2 separate regions of the Homo sapiens genome follow, and region 2 is linked to region 1. A link is an interaction called in ENCODE POLR2A ChIA-PET data of the cell type or tissue named here. Cell type or tissue: GM12878. All regions are shown on one strand. Links, peaks and the distances in the headings refer to the core of each region. The heading gives the core; the rest is flanking DNA.

Evidence for each region. Peaks named below come from ENCODE experiments on the same cell type or tissue, not always from the same donor. Only the 100,000 strongest peaks of a DNase experiment are listed, where the experiment ranks them.
Region 2: POLR2A ChIA-PET joins it to region 1 with 7 read pairs; 2 of 35 experiments call an interaction of 5 or more read pairs at or near these places.

The regions. Positions count from the first base shown.
Region 1 is chr6:45,288,979-45,296,631 of GRCh38, forward strand. The region is part of intron 2 of SUPT3H (SPT3 homolog, SAGA and STAGA complex component); the gene reads right to left. Among named protein-coding and RNA genes, the nearest start is that of RUNX2, 36 kb to the right of the region's middle. In GM12878, for the core only: no CTCF peak of the experiment used is centred there; DNase peaks (open chromatin) are centred at 4,476 and 5,500.
Region 2 is chr6:44,825,964-44,833,616 of GRCh38, forward strand. It overlaps SUPT3H (SPT3 homolog, SAGA and STAGA complex component), which reads right to left. Exons shown (of 11, transcript NM_003599.4): 11 at 763-3,894. The coding sequence ends at 3,853. LOC101929770 (a long non-coding RNA gene) reads left to right here. Exons shown (of 3, transcript XR_926855.3): 3 at 3,625-7,147. Among named protein-coding and RNA genes, the nearest start is that of MIR586, 370 kb to the right of the region's middle. In GM12878, for the core only: no CTCF peak of the experiment used is centred there; a DNase peak (open chromatin) is centred at 4,078.

The DNA.
Region 1 (7,653 bases), core at 1,814-6,813:
GTCCTCTAATATAGGATCCATAGGAGCTATTTCTCTCTACTCTCAGCATCGGGCCAGGATTAGTAACACATTTCTTTTAATAAGAAACTGTATCTTAAAACATGGTTCTTTCTAATGTGTTTTTCATATTCCATGTTTAACCATCTTGCATATCAGCATACTATTGCACTCTTATTTGCTTAATATTTTCTTCAAGTATTTTTTCAAATTATCAACCCTTTATGTTGTTAAATTGTTACTAAAATTAATTTTAAAGGGAATTTTTATATCCCTACCATAAAAAAATCCAGAATCATGTATTATAAATAAAAAAGAACCGTAAGAAGAGCCAAAATAAGATATTAATAAATTCTAATGACAAACTGCTTCTCACTCATTTTTGAAATTATAAAGTACTATAAAGATACAGAGTATTACTGAGGAAATAGAAAGCCACCATCCACCTTTCTTTTATCAAATAAAATATTGAGGAAGTGGAAATCTGAGGATTTCTCAGTAATTCACTGTATCTTTAAAGTAATTCATAATTTAAAAAATAATAACATGAAAAGTTTTTGTCTTATCTTCCCTGAGCCACTCTCCTTCCATTCTTAGTGGCATATTAAAGAGATATCATCTGAATAACTTGAGAGGTCAGATAATATATTAACACATAGGCTTTTTAGAAAATACTTATGCATAAACCATTATTGCTCTTCAGTTCCTCAAAAAGGAATAAGTAAACACGAGAAAACATCCATCAGTCATACCTCTGTTACGTCATATGCTATAAGTTTCACAGGTAAGGATGAGATATTTACTAAATATGCTTGCTGTTTAGATTTTAAACAAAAAATGGTACGTCAGCTGGTAACACTAGTACAGAGGAGACTGAATTATGATTGTTTTTAACAGCAACAATTTCTTAACAAAAATATTAAAGTCCTGGTGCAATGGTTCACACCTATAGTCACCTAGCATGTTGGAGGCTGACGCAGGAGGACTGCTTGAGCCCAGGAGTTCAGGACCAGCATGGGCAACAGAGATGCCATCTTTACAAAAATTTTAAAAAGTTAGTCAGGCGTGGTGACACACACCTGTAGTCCCAGCTACTGACAAGCCTGAGGTGGGGCAATCGCTTAAGTCCAGGAGTTCAAGACTGCAGTAAGCCATGATCATGCCACTGCACTCCAACCTGGGCAACAGAGTGAGACCCCGTCTCAAAAAAAGAAAAAAAAATTAAATATATTTTTCTTCCTTTGGACAAATTCAATCTAAATTTTAAAATCATTTGGAAAGTAAAAAGGCTCTTGCTTTTATTTGTGAACAAAAAGGAAGACAAATGCTGACTTAACATATAACTACCTTGGAGTTGGTCAATTTAAATTATCTACCAGGCACAGATCAAACTACATTTGTAGTACTCCAGTCAGGTCTGAACTGCACTGTCATAGGATTAAGTGAATCTCTTCTGGAAAAAGATCAGGGCATGGATGATCAAAAAAAAAAAAAAAAAGCAGAGGGTAGGGAGTGGAATGGAAGAGAAATCTAGCATTTATTTTGTATTTACTCTTCTGGGCACTGTTTTAACTATATACTCCTTTAAACATCAACAAAAATCCCGTAAGTTGGGCCTTATGATCTCTCTTTTAAAAATATTTTTAAAAAACTAAAAACTAAGTCCAAAGAAGTGGCTGAAACTCTCATTCAAAGCTAAAAGCAGAGTTAGACCAGGTATCAGGTCTATCCAATTCCGAATTATTTCTAAACTATTGTTTGTAGTGTCACATGATAACAGTAGCTAACACTGAGGACTTACTCTATGTACTAAGTATCCCACAGTATTGTATCACATAAGCCTATGGAGCCAGAGGCTTTTCTAGTCTCATTTCACAAATGAGGAATCTGAGGCCCAAGAAAATGGATGGATCATGGCAGACAGGAGGCAGGACTAGACTGCAGCTCTAACTCGGATGGACAGAGCAGCATGTGGAGGCTCGCATCATGAATTTTTGCTCCAGAACGACTGCAGGAATAAATCAGGAAACCTGAAAGGACCCACAGACCCCCTGAAGGAAGCAGATTCCTCCTGCAAGACCCTGGAGACACCCCAAATACTGTGCTGGTATACACAGCTGAGAGACTCACAGATGGTTCACATCACAGGACTCTGCAGACAACCTGCAATACCAGCCCAGAGCCTGGTAGACTTGCTGGGTGGCTAGATCCAGAAGAGAGATAATCACTACAACTCGGCTCCCAGGAAGCCACATCCATGGGAAAAGGGGGAGAGTACTACATCAAGGGAACACCTCATGGGACAAAAGAATCTGAACAACAGCCTTTAGCGCTAGACCTTTCCTCTGACAGAGAGAAGGAACCAAATGAGAAGGAACCAGAAAACCAACTCTGGTAATATGACAAAACAAGGTTCTTTAACACCCCCCAAAATCACACACTGGCTCACCAGCAATGGAACCAAACCAAGAAGAAATCCCTGATGTACCTGAAAAACAATTCAGGAGGATAGTTATTAAGCTAATAGGGGAGACACCAGAGAAAGGTGGCCACAATGTAAGGAAATCCAAAAAATATTACACGAAGTGAAGGAAGAAATATTCAGGGAAACAGTATAAATAAAAAACAATCAAAACTTCAGAAAACAATGGACACTCATAGAAACGCAAAATGCTCTGGAAAGTCTCAGCAATAAAACTGAAAAAGTAGAAGAAAAATTCAGAGCTTGAAGACAAGGTCTTCTAATTCACAAACTCCAACAAAGACCAAAAAAATCAGAAAATACGAACAAAGGCTCCAAACAGTCTGGGCTTATGTTAAACAACCAAATCTAAGAATAATCGGTGTCCCCAAGGAAGAAGAGAAATTGAAAAGTTTGGAAAACATACTTGGGGGAATAATCGAGGAAAACTTCCCTGACCTTGCTAGAGACCTAGACATCCAAATAGAAGAAGCAAAAGGAACACCTGCAAAATTCATCACAAAAAGATTACTGCCTAGGCACACTGACATCAGGTTATCTAAAGTTAAGATGAAGGAAAGAATTTTAAGACCTGTGAGAAAAAAGCACCAGGTAACCTACAAAGGAACACCTATCAGATTAACAGCAGATACCTAAGCAGAAACCCTACAAGCTAGGAGGGATTGGGGCCCTATCTTCAGTCTCCTCAAACAAAATGATTTTTGTCAAGCATTTTGTATCCAGTGAAACTAAGCTTCATATATGAAAGAAAGATACAGTCTTTTTCAGACAAACAAATGCCGAGAGAATTCGCCACTACCAAGCCACCACTACACGAGCTGCTAAAAGGAGCTCTAAATCTTGAAATAAATCCTGGAAGCACATCAAAATAGAACCACTTTAAAGCATAAATCTCACAGGACCTATAAAACAAAAATACAATTTTAAAAAACAAAAACAAAAATACAATTTAAAAAACAAAAACAAAATCTAATGTATACAGGCAACGAATACCATGGTGAATAAAATGGTACCTCACATCTCAATACTAATATTGAATGTAAATGGCCTAAATGTTCCACTTAGAAGATACAGAAATGCAGAATGGATACGTATCCACCAACCAATTATCTGCTGCCTTCAGGAGACTCACCTAGCTAACATATAAAGACTCACACAAACTTAAGGCAGAGGGGTGGAAAAAGACATTTTATGCAAAAGGACACCAAAAGCAAGCAGGAGTAGCTATTCTTATACCAGACAAAAGAAACTTTAAAGCAACAGCAGTTAAAAAAGACAAGGAGGGACATTATATAATGATAAAAGGCCTTGTCCAACAGGAAAATATCACAATCCTAAAAATACATGCACCTGACACTGGAGTTCCCAAATTTATAAAACAATTACTAACAGACCTAAGAAATGAGATAGACAGCAACACAATAATAGTGGGGGACTTCAATACTCCACTGACAGCAGTAGATAGGTCATTAAGACAGAAAGTCAACAAAGAAACAATGGATTTAAACTATACCTTGGAACAAATGAACTTAGCAGATATATACAGAACATTCCATCCAACAACCACAGAATATACATTCTATTCAACAAGGTGTGGAACTTTCTCCAAGACAGACCACACAATGGGGCACAAAATGAGCCTCAATAAATTTAAGAAAACTGAAATTATATCAAGCACTCTTTCAAACCACAGTGGGATAAAACTGGAAATCAACCCCAAAAGGAACCTCCAAAGCCACGCAAATACATGGAAATTAAACAACCTGCTCCTGAATAATCAGTGGGTCAAAAATGAAATCAAAATGGAATTTAAAAAATTCTTTGAACTGAATGACAATAGTGACACAACCTATCAAAACCTCTGGGACACAGCAAAGGCAGTGCTTAGAGGAAAGCTCATAGCCCTAAACACCAACATCAAAAAGTCTGAAAGAGCACAGACAGACAATCTAAGGTCACACCTCAAGGAACCAGAGAAACAAGAACAAACCAAACCCAAGCCTTGCAGAAGAAAGTAAATAACCAAGATCAGAGCAGAACTAAACGAAACTGAAACAATCAAAAAAAAAATACAAAAGATAAATGAAACAAAAAGCTGGTTCTTTCAAATGATAAACCTGAGAGACCATTAACAAGATTAACTAAGAAAAGAAGAGAGAAAATCGATATAAGCTCAGTGAGAAACAATACATGTGAAATTACAACTGACGCCAAAGAAATACAAAAGACCCTTCAAGGCTACTATGAAGACCTTTACATCCACAGACTAGAAAACCTAGAAGAAATGGATAAATTCTTGAAAAGATACAACCTTCCTAGCTTAAATCAGGATAAATTAGATACCCTGAACTGACCAATAACAAGTAGTGAGACTGAAATGGTAATTTAAAAATTACTATCAAAAAAAAAGTCCAGGACCAGATGGATTCACAGCAGAATTCTACCAGACACTGAAAGAATTGGTACCAATCTTATTGACACTATTCTACAAGATAGAGAAAGAGGGAACCCTCCCTAAATCATTCTATGAAGCCATTATCACGCTAATACTAAAACCAGGAAAGGACATAACCAAAAAAAGAAAACTACAGACCAATAACCCTGATGAACACAGATACTAAAATCCTTAACAAAATACTTGCTAACCAAATCCACAATATATCAAAAAGACAATTCACTATGTTCAAGTGGGTTTCATACCAGGGATACAGGGATGGTTTAACATACACAAGTTAATAAATGTGATACACCACATAAACAGAATTAAAAATCACATGATCATCTCAATAGAAGCAGAAAAAGCATTCAACAAAATCCAGCATCACTTTATGATTAAAACTCTTGGCAAAATCAGCATACAAGGGATATACCTCAATATAATAAAAGCCATCTATGACAAACCCACAGCCAACATAATACTGAATGGGGAAAAGTTGAAAGCATTCCCTCTGAGAACAGGAACAATACAAGGCTGCTAGCTTTCACTACTCCCCTTCAGCACAGTACTGAAAGTCCTAGCCAGAGCTATCTGACAAGAGAAAGAGATAAAGGGCATCCACATCAGTAAAGAGGAAGTCAAACTGTTGCTGTTTGCTGATATGATTGTTTACCTAGAAAACCCTAAAGCCTCCTCCAGAAAGCTCCTGGAACTGATAAAAGAATTCAGCAAAGTTCCCGGACACAAAATTATTGTACACTAATCAGCACCTCTTCTGTACACCAACAGTGACCAGGTTGAGAATCAAATCAAGAATCAACCCCTTTTACAATAGCTGCAAAAAAAAAAAAAAAAAAAAAAAAAAAAAACAACTTAGGAATATACCTAACCAAGGAGGTGAAAGACCTCTACAAGGGAAACTACAAAACACTGCTGAAAGAAATCCCAGACAACACAAACAAATGGAAACACATCCCATCCTAATGGATGGGTAGAATCAATATGGTGAAAATGACCATACTGCCAAAAGCAATCTACAAATTCACCAATGCAATTCCCATGAAAATACCACCATCATTCGTCACTGAATTAGAGAAAAACAATTCTAAAATTCATATGGAAGCAAAAAAGAGCCCACATAGACAAAGCAAGACTAAGCAAAAAGAATAAACCTGGAGGCATCACATTACCTGATTTCAAACTATACTATTAGGCTATAGTCACCAAAACAGCGTGGTACTGGTAGAAAAACAGGCACATAGACCAATGGAATAGAGAACCCAGAAATAAACCTAAACACTTACAGCCAACTGATCTTTGAAAAAAACAAACAAACAAAACATAAATTGGGAACACTTTTCAACAAATGGTGCTGGGATACTAGGCTAGCCACATGTAGGAGAATGAAACTCAATCTTCATCTCTCTCTGTATACAAAAATCAACTCAAGATGGATTAAGGACTTAAATTTAAGACCTGAAACTATAAAAGTTCCAGAAGGTAACATTGGAAAAACCTTTCTAGACATTGGCTTAGGCAAGGATTTCATGACCAATAACCTAAAAACAAATGCAATAAGAACAAAGATAAATTTCTGGGACTTAATTAAACGAAAGAGCTTTTGCACAGCAAAAAAAAAAAAAAAAAAAAAAAAAAAAAACAGCAGAGTCAACAGACAACCTACAAAGTGAGAGAAAATCTTCACAATCTATACATCTGACAAAGGTCTAATACCCAAAATCTACAATGAACTCACAGAAATCAACAAGAAAAAAACAATCCCATCAAAAAGTGGGCTAAGGACAGGAACAGACAATTCTCAAAAGAAGATATGCAAATGGCCAACAAACATATGAAAAAATGCTCAACATCACTAATGATCAATACCACCAAATCCTGCAAGAATGGCCATAATCAAAAAACAAAAACTGGGTAAATGTTGGCATGGATGCACTAAACAGGCAACACTTCTACACTGCTGGTGGGAGTACAAACTAGTAAAACCACTATGGAAAATGGTACGGAGATTCTTTAAAGAACTAAAAGTAGAACTACCATTTGATCCAGCAATCCCAATCCTGGGTATCTACCCAGAGGAAAAAAAAGTCATAGGAAAAGATACTTGCACACACGTTTATAGCAGCACAATTCGCAACTGCAAAAACATGGAATCAACCCAGATGCCCATCAATCAACGAATGGATAAGGAAATTGTGATATATATATAAGTATATATACACACATATACATATACATACACACATATACATACATATATACATACACATACTACACACACACACACACACACACACACACAATGCAACACTACTCAACCATAAAAACGAATGAACTAATGGCATTCACAGCTACCTGAATGAGACTAGAGACTATTACTCTAAGTGAAGTAATGCAGGAATAGAAAACCAAACATCGTTATTTTCTCACTAATAAGTGGGAGCTAAGCTATGAGAATGCAAAGGCATAAGAATGACACAATGGACTTTGGGGACTCAGGGGGAAAGGGTGGGAAGGGGGTTAGGGATAAAAGACTACGAACAGTGCCAGGTGTGATGACTCATGCCTGTAATCCCAGCACTTTGGGAGGGCAAGGTGGGCAGATTACCTGAGGCCAGGAGTTTGAGACTAGCCTGGCCAACACGGTGAAACCCCGTCTCTACTAAAAATATAAAAATTAGCGAGGCGTGGTGGCACATGCCTGTAATCCCAGCTACTC
Region 2 (7,653 bases), core at 1,348-6,347, 460 kb before region 1:
TAAAATATGCTTCAATTGCCAAAACTTCCATGACTTATGACAGCTTGACTATTTACTATCTATCTTGCTCTGGAAAACAAATGCAAGTCTCGTCTCTTTCTTTAGGTATCATGGTATCAGTATCCGACTTACAACATTTGAGACTTTCTTTAAGAGATACGACTTTCTAATATTTGAGTTTTTAACGACATCTGGCCCTTATTTAACCATCACATTTACATCCAATTCCTGCAGGCAAAGTTTTGTTGTTTAAGCTTGGCTAGATGCCCTCTGCAGAAAGCCTTTGCTTTAATGAACACAATTCCACAAAAACTGCTAGAGTTCCCTGCTCTCTTCTCACCCCTGCCACTGTACAACAATAGCATGTAAAGTTTCATCTTGAGTTTCAAATAAGAAGGTAAAAATAAGAAACTGTGTTGCTGGAGAATTAGCTCTTTGTAGTGGCCACTGCTATGACATATTCAACTTGATGCCCTTAGATTATTTGCAGAGTGTTTATGTACTATGAAATGTTCGGCCAGAGCATACAGGAAACTGTAAAATATTTTATGAGATGTATACATGGTTGATGGTAGAATTTTAAATGTAGCCTGGAAAGGTTCTATCCAAATTCCAGGGGGGCAGATGAGAGAATATGTTCTCTTTAGTGATTCAGTTTTACACAAGAGGTTATATGAACTGGAAAGCATTGCCTGATTTGAGAACTACGTAAAAAAATTCATAAAATTAAACTTTATAATTAATTCTAAACAAGTAAACATGTTTTCTTTCAGACCAAGAATCACCAGTTATGTTTATTTGTCTTCTACATGGTAAAAGCATCAGACATGGCTTGTTTATTATTTTATAAAAACAAAGAACAGCAATAAATGAAGGGTTCTCCCCAGATACAGGAATTATATACACCATTTAAAAAATATTTGTGCTTCTGATGGTTTTCAAATAAAAAGTCTTGGTTTTAAAATTGAAACAGTATTTTTGAATCACAACGATTACAATCTAAGAAGGCAGGAAAGCTAATGGCATAACCCTCTAAATGGCACGTTCAGAAAGTTATACTTCCAAATTTAGGTGAAGGGAGAAATATTTCTACTTTCTTTACCCTTAAATCTAGGAAGCAGTATCAAGAGACGCTATTTATTTATTGGCTTATTTATTTTCAAATTCAGTCTCTAAAATACAAGGGACAAAAAATAGAAACTAGCTTTGTATATTTCCATTTGACTTAGAGTTAAGCCTGATGTGTAAGATAACAGACTGTTTACTTAATACCACAGTCACACTGAAGATTTTACTATATAACACGTATGCTTTAGGATGTATCCATAATTAGTACAGTTTTTAAATAAATTTACATCGTTGTCTAGGATAAATATGCCATAAAACCCCAACATGTCTTAGTAATATTCTTATGCTAACCCAGTATGGTAGAAAATACTGTATAATACCGACTGAAAATTAGGGACCATCGATTCTCATCTCTGGTCTGTCACTACATTATTGAGTGATCTTAGGAAACTCACTTTCCCTCTCTAGGCCATGGTTTTTTCATTTGCAAGATGAGCAGCTGTTCTTAATGATCTCTAAGACTATCTTCTGCTCTAACATTATGATTATTGAGAAAATAATTTACTGAAGTTTTCTTAAACATTCCTTCTGTAAATTTTCTTTTGTTTCTATAGTCACTGCTGAAGGAAGTTTTATTTCACTTCAAATTTAGTATTGTGCAAAGAGTCAGAGAAAGAACCTAAGTATAAAAAATAGAAAAGGGAATTAAAAATATTGAGCAATTATGGGGACATGTAGGCTGGTTCAGGACAGACATAAATGACCTTGCTTTATTCTAAATTCAGCTTACTGGCTTATGATGAAAAATGAAAGGTTTTATATGAACTTACTGGGCAAAACCAGATTTTATAAATAATTACCTGTCAGACTGTTCAAGATAGACAAACATATGCCAGACCAACAAAAACACAGACCTGTCATATTTCTGAGAGAAATGTACATTGAGTCTTCCTTCTCTGGGACTATAAGGAGATCAGGTGGAATAAAACGAAGGAAAAAAACCCAAACCCTATATTTTCTGCCTTGTGCATACTTTAAAATGTATAATGTGGGAGAGAAGGAATTTTGATGTGAAAAATTATCCCCTGAAAATTTTATACCATCTATAAGCCTGGCAGATCAAAACCAAATACAATAAATGCTATCGTTTAAAAGTTAAGTTAAGTTAGGATGTTTACTGCAAGCTTGTAATTTTCCATGATTATGGATGCCAAGGAAAATAAGAATGATAAAAAGTTTAATCATAATCATACATTTTAACAAGCATAGATGGAACATCAAAATCCTTTGGGAATATTTTGATATTATATATCTATCCGTGCTTTTTGTTTCTGAAATGCAAATTTTTTCTAAAAAGATTAACATAGAGCAGGTAAATGACAGTTAACAAATGTAAATAATGTGGCATAATAATATTAACTGAGCCTCATAATTCTTTGAGTCTGATGGTTTTCAAATAAAAAGTCTTGAATTTAAAATTGAAACAGTGTTTTTGAATCGCAACTATTACAATATAAGAAGGCAGGAAAGCTAATGACATAACCTCTAAATGGCATGTTCAGAAAGTTTTATACTTCCAAATTTGGGTGAAGGGAGAACTATTTCTACTTTCTTTACCCTTAAATCTAGGAAGCAGTATCAAGAGAGGCTTGCTCTCTTGAGCAGTATCAAGAAAAAGGAGCAGTATCAAGAAAAAGATCTTTCATGTTTCTCATTTCTGTTTTTATTAATTCTTTAGAAAGAGTGTTTCAAGTATGTGTAAAAACCATAAAAGTAAAATTATACAAAACTCCCACAGAATTAAAGAAATAACTTTCTTTTTTGCAACTGAAGTTTAATCAGGAACTGTACAATTACATCTGCTATATTTTGGTTTGTTCCAAAGAGTTACGGTTCCTCATTTACTGGAGAAAGTATAGATGCCAGAAGGGTAGCTCGGCTGCTAACAGCAAGAAATTACCCAGCCCACATTTCCAGTCTAGGTGTGGTAGTGCTTTGAAGGGAGGAAGCAAGAAATCACTCTGCTCCCCTTCTACTGATTCTGAATACTTGGCTTCTAAATGTGTATGGCATGTGCAGGAGTGGTGGATCTGGGGATTGGAGGAACAGGAAAAGGAGGGAAATGAAGATGGAGGAAGAGGTTCTGTGTGAGGAAAAACACACATGAAAGGCAGATGGCAGGAAGTTGGGAAGCAGGCATTGAAAATGACACATACTATAAGTGGAGTGAAGGGGAAAGGAGGTGGGAACAGGTGATTTATCAGGTCTGTTAGATCTTTGATTACTGTAAGTTTATAAAATGGATAGCTGTCACTAAAACACATGTCAACAAATGTTGGAAAGTAAAGTTGGTGGTGTAAGGGAAGGCGAAAACTCACTGTCCTTTTAATTTTGTTTCCTTGTTCCAAACCTGGATTATAAAATATATCAAATAAAATGCAGACAAAACGCTGGACGGGGGCAACCACTGCTTTTAAGGTATGTGAGCTGAGGGCAGTAAATCTACTCAAATTAAAATTTCAAAACTGTGTGATCTGCATTCTTGTCCACCTACAGACTATCCTAAACATCCTGCCATTAATTAGCTGAACAGCCCATCTAGTAAACAAGACCGATGGTTGAGGGGCTGGAAAAGAGGAGGAGTCAGCAAGTTGAAAGTCACAACAGACCAGCCCACTCCCTCAGATAAAAGAAAGGTAAATTTGTATTTTATTTTGTTCACAAGAAATCACCTTAATATAACATTGCCTTTCCTGTTGTTGCAGGCACATCACAGTTGTCACATCAGCAGGCTAGAAAAGCCATCCCATTCCTGCGGTAGGCATTCTGTCAAAGAAAAAGAAATCTGCAATGAATTATCACATGAAGTCAAACAAGGAAAGGAGGCAAAAAGCAAGCAGAGCCCTCTTCCTGTTTTGTAGACTCTGCTGGCTACAATCTAATAGAATGCTTAATCTGAATATTTCTGGTGGCAAAACTATAGCAACCATTCTGTCTATTAAAAAGTCAGTGTGGTTAACAAGTGGTTAGTGATTCTATTTTTGGGAAGTAGCAGATACATAAAATAAGACATCCCATTTTGTTAACTGATTGGGCTTGGTTAGGCCAAAGAGATGTATTGAATCTGTTTGTCTTTTATAAACATGTGTTCTCTATTCGATATGCTCAGGAATCACTTCTAACTAACTAAGTATCTTAATAGTCTATAAATTACTGACTCATTACTGGCCCTTCCCGGGCCTAATTTATAGTCTGAGTGAAAAGCTGTCGGAACAGACACTAATAGAGGCCTCTCCTCCTCCCTAAAATATGATGATCTCAAAGGAGTTCTGTATAGTTCTGCATATTGTAGACAGTATCAAAAATGCAAATCTTATATAATTTTATATACATACCTGTACGTACAGATGTACACATGGATATGCATGGTGGGATAAAATACTCCCATAAAAGAAAATGGGAAAATGGATTCTAAGTGCAATAATTAATACGTTTCAGTAAAGAAAGAAAAGTTGCATGCTTTTCATTCCAAGAGACATATTTTGCATTTCAGTGTTGGGAGACCTGGATCACACAGGGTCTCTGTAACATCCTGAATTCCACCATAAGACCCAGAGGGGAGCAGAACTAAAATTCAGGACTTAGGAATAAAATTTCCCTTTCCCTGGCACATTTTTAATCATTTAAACTAGTAACAGTCACATCCAGAGAATTCATAACCGTCAATCTTTTCAGAAAAACAAAGAAAATCATAAAATTCAGGTTAGGGATTTTTCCCCCTTAGGCTAATAACTCTGAAGCAGTTCTGGAGTCTGTATACTTCCAGCCCAATGAATTAACCTTGAACAGCCACAGCCATATTTTAAGAAATACAGAATAACCTTTTACGATCAAGATAATGCTATGGAGGCAGTGAAATCTTCATCTTAAAAAATAATTAAACCACATTTATAATTAATTATACTAAAAATGGAAAGTAGACTTAACCCTTTTAGAAAGACTTCCATCAACATGAGGTGAAACAAATATAGTTTTCTAGATAACCTTCTCTTAATCATAAAATTCAATTAACTTGAAAACCTTCTCTCCAAATATCCTGCTTAAGAAGATTTACTGTGCTTGTCAGGCTTTGGCGCCCTGGCTGAAATTTCTTTGCTTAGTTATGCTGCTATGCAGTTCACTCCAGATCAGTGTATCAGGGATGACAAAACAGTGGCACATTCCAAGTGTCATTCCTCAGTGTTCTTTCTGTGAGCTTGTTCTTTACCATGGGGCTTTTTGTGTTGTAGAACACTTCTGGATTGAAGAAAACATTCTAACAAGGACTAGAAAATTCCAACTCTACTTCCTAAAATTGCGCTATAGAACAGTGTTAAGTGAATGCCTCAGAGAGCCACAAATAACTTGCAGGAATGCATAGGGTGTCTTCCCACAACCACAGGCAGTGGAGCCTCAGTCTGTGAAACAAACAGCTCCTACCACCACGGCTGCCTTACAGAGAGGCTTATGCCAAAGTAATACTCTTAGCTTCTTGACCTTGATATTTTAAATTTTATAACCACAGTGACAATCTTTAACATCATGTATTATTTAAAGCACAGGGATGGTTTTATATGGAGTTAAATGGACCTAGGAGTAAGGCTGCATTCCTTCTAAACATACAGTGTTGAAGTGAGCCTTGCTTGAGAAAGGAGGTTTTGGCTTAGAGGGAGACTGAGTCTTAGCTGAGTTCACCTGAGAAATAACCAGGTTTTAATCTTTTCAGACGGGGCAATATAAAATAGTTCTTATTAGCATGGAAAAGGTCACTTTTGAAAGATCGATTCACCTTCACAGATGATTTATCACTGCTTTGCAAACAAAAGATTTTTTTTTAATAACTTATTTAATAACACAGATCCTATGAGAAAACCAAAGTTTAGAGTTGACCCAGATTTCTGTGATGTTCTTCCCATTTGAATTCTGAAATAAATAAAGAAGGAACAAACAAGCATGTGTAATTAGTGAAGAGCAATTTCAGTAAACATATTCCCTAGGGTACTCTATTTTGAGTCACTGCTTTTTCCTTTTGATGTACAAAGGATGTACATTGTCTATGTAGGGCAATTATGGGAACGTCCCAACTTTGGCATGCTTTCCAGAATAAGCAACTTTACAGGAAGATGGATGAAGACAACAACTCATCTTCACGTCAACTGTAAATTTCTCTCTATTTGTGTTGCAAATGTTGAAACTAAATTTAAACATTGCTTGGTGTGAGGGCCTTCCAGAGGCCACATTCTCATGGAATACTTTGTATCCCACTTACTTTCTTCTGTCAGACCCTATGAATGATTCCCAGTTCTGTATCTATCTTTACAGACACTCCTAGTTAGTAAAATCCAGGCTTTGACCAGAAAGAGTCAGGACTTCCACCCACTACTGAAAATTATAGCTTAATCAATAACACAATTAGACCTCCCCAACAAACTGGATCCTACGTGCCTATATACTACTTAAGGTTCATTTCTGGTTTAATAAAGCTCTGTTCTCAACATCAGTTGCTCCTTTGTGAATTTGCTGAAAAGCTCAGACATTTTAGCATCTCTTAAAGTTCACAGCAAAGACAATACTTAATGTGTTTAAGGCCCAATTAGTTATAAAATTAGGAATTCATAGTTCCCATTTTTTTTAATTGAGGACCCAATTTTTGACATTCATTTATTCATACAGTGCCAAATTACGACCTGTGCCAGAATGTCAATCTACCTGGATAAGCAGATACAGATTTTACCTACTGCACTGGGCACTGTGGGGTAATTAATTTCTAAGTGTGTACTTTTTAAAGTGACTGTTTTTTACTTCATATGGACAAGGTAGAGAAAACATTTAAATCCCATAGTGGTTTACTTCTGTTTTTTATGGGTTATCATAAATTGATACATCTTAGGGGATACAAATGAATATTAAAAAGCAAAAGATTAATATTTTTCTTAAAAGGACACATGCTACAAAACTTACTTTGTAGTTCCGACTTAAATATTACTGCGTATTATGTTTGCCATTAGCCTACTTATTAAAACATTAACTATAAACACCAGTCTTTCTTCCAGTACAGACTTGTTTTATTCTATTACCTTTCCTGATTCTCTTCTGCTTTCTCAAATCTTAAATAAACTAGCATAAGAATCTCACTGTAGTAAGTAAGTCCCAAACTCTCCTACAAATACTTTATTTCTCAAAGGCATAAGAAAGAGGTTTTGGTTCTATTGTCTGAATTCCTATAAATTTGCTTAATATGATTTCAGCAAATTTTTACTGAGTTCTTATTCTGTAAATCACTGTGTGCTTGGTGGTACAACAGGACACTAAGATAAATAGACAGTCCCTGGCTTCACTAAACTTCCAGTTTCACATTCAAGTTTTAACCACCACAAGTAAAATGCACTGAGAGGTCATTCTCAAAGTGAGAAAGGAGGGAGAAAACAAAGCAGGCTTTTGTTTTTTTGCTTCTAATCACAATATTTAATTTGAACTTACTTACACTTTCGAAAGGCATGAGATTTGTCTATTTCTCAAAGTAGGGAGGGGCAAAGATTAAAAAAT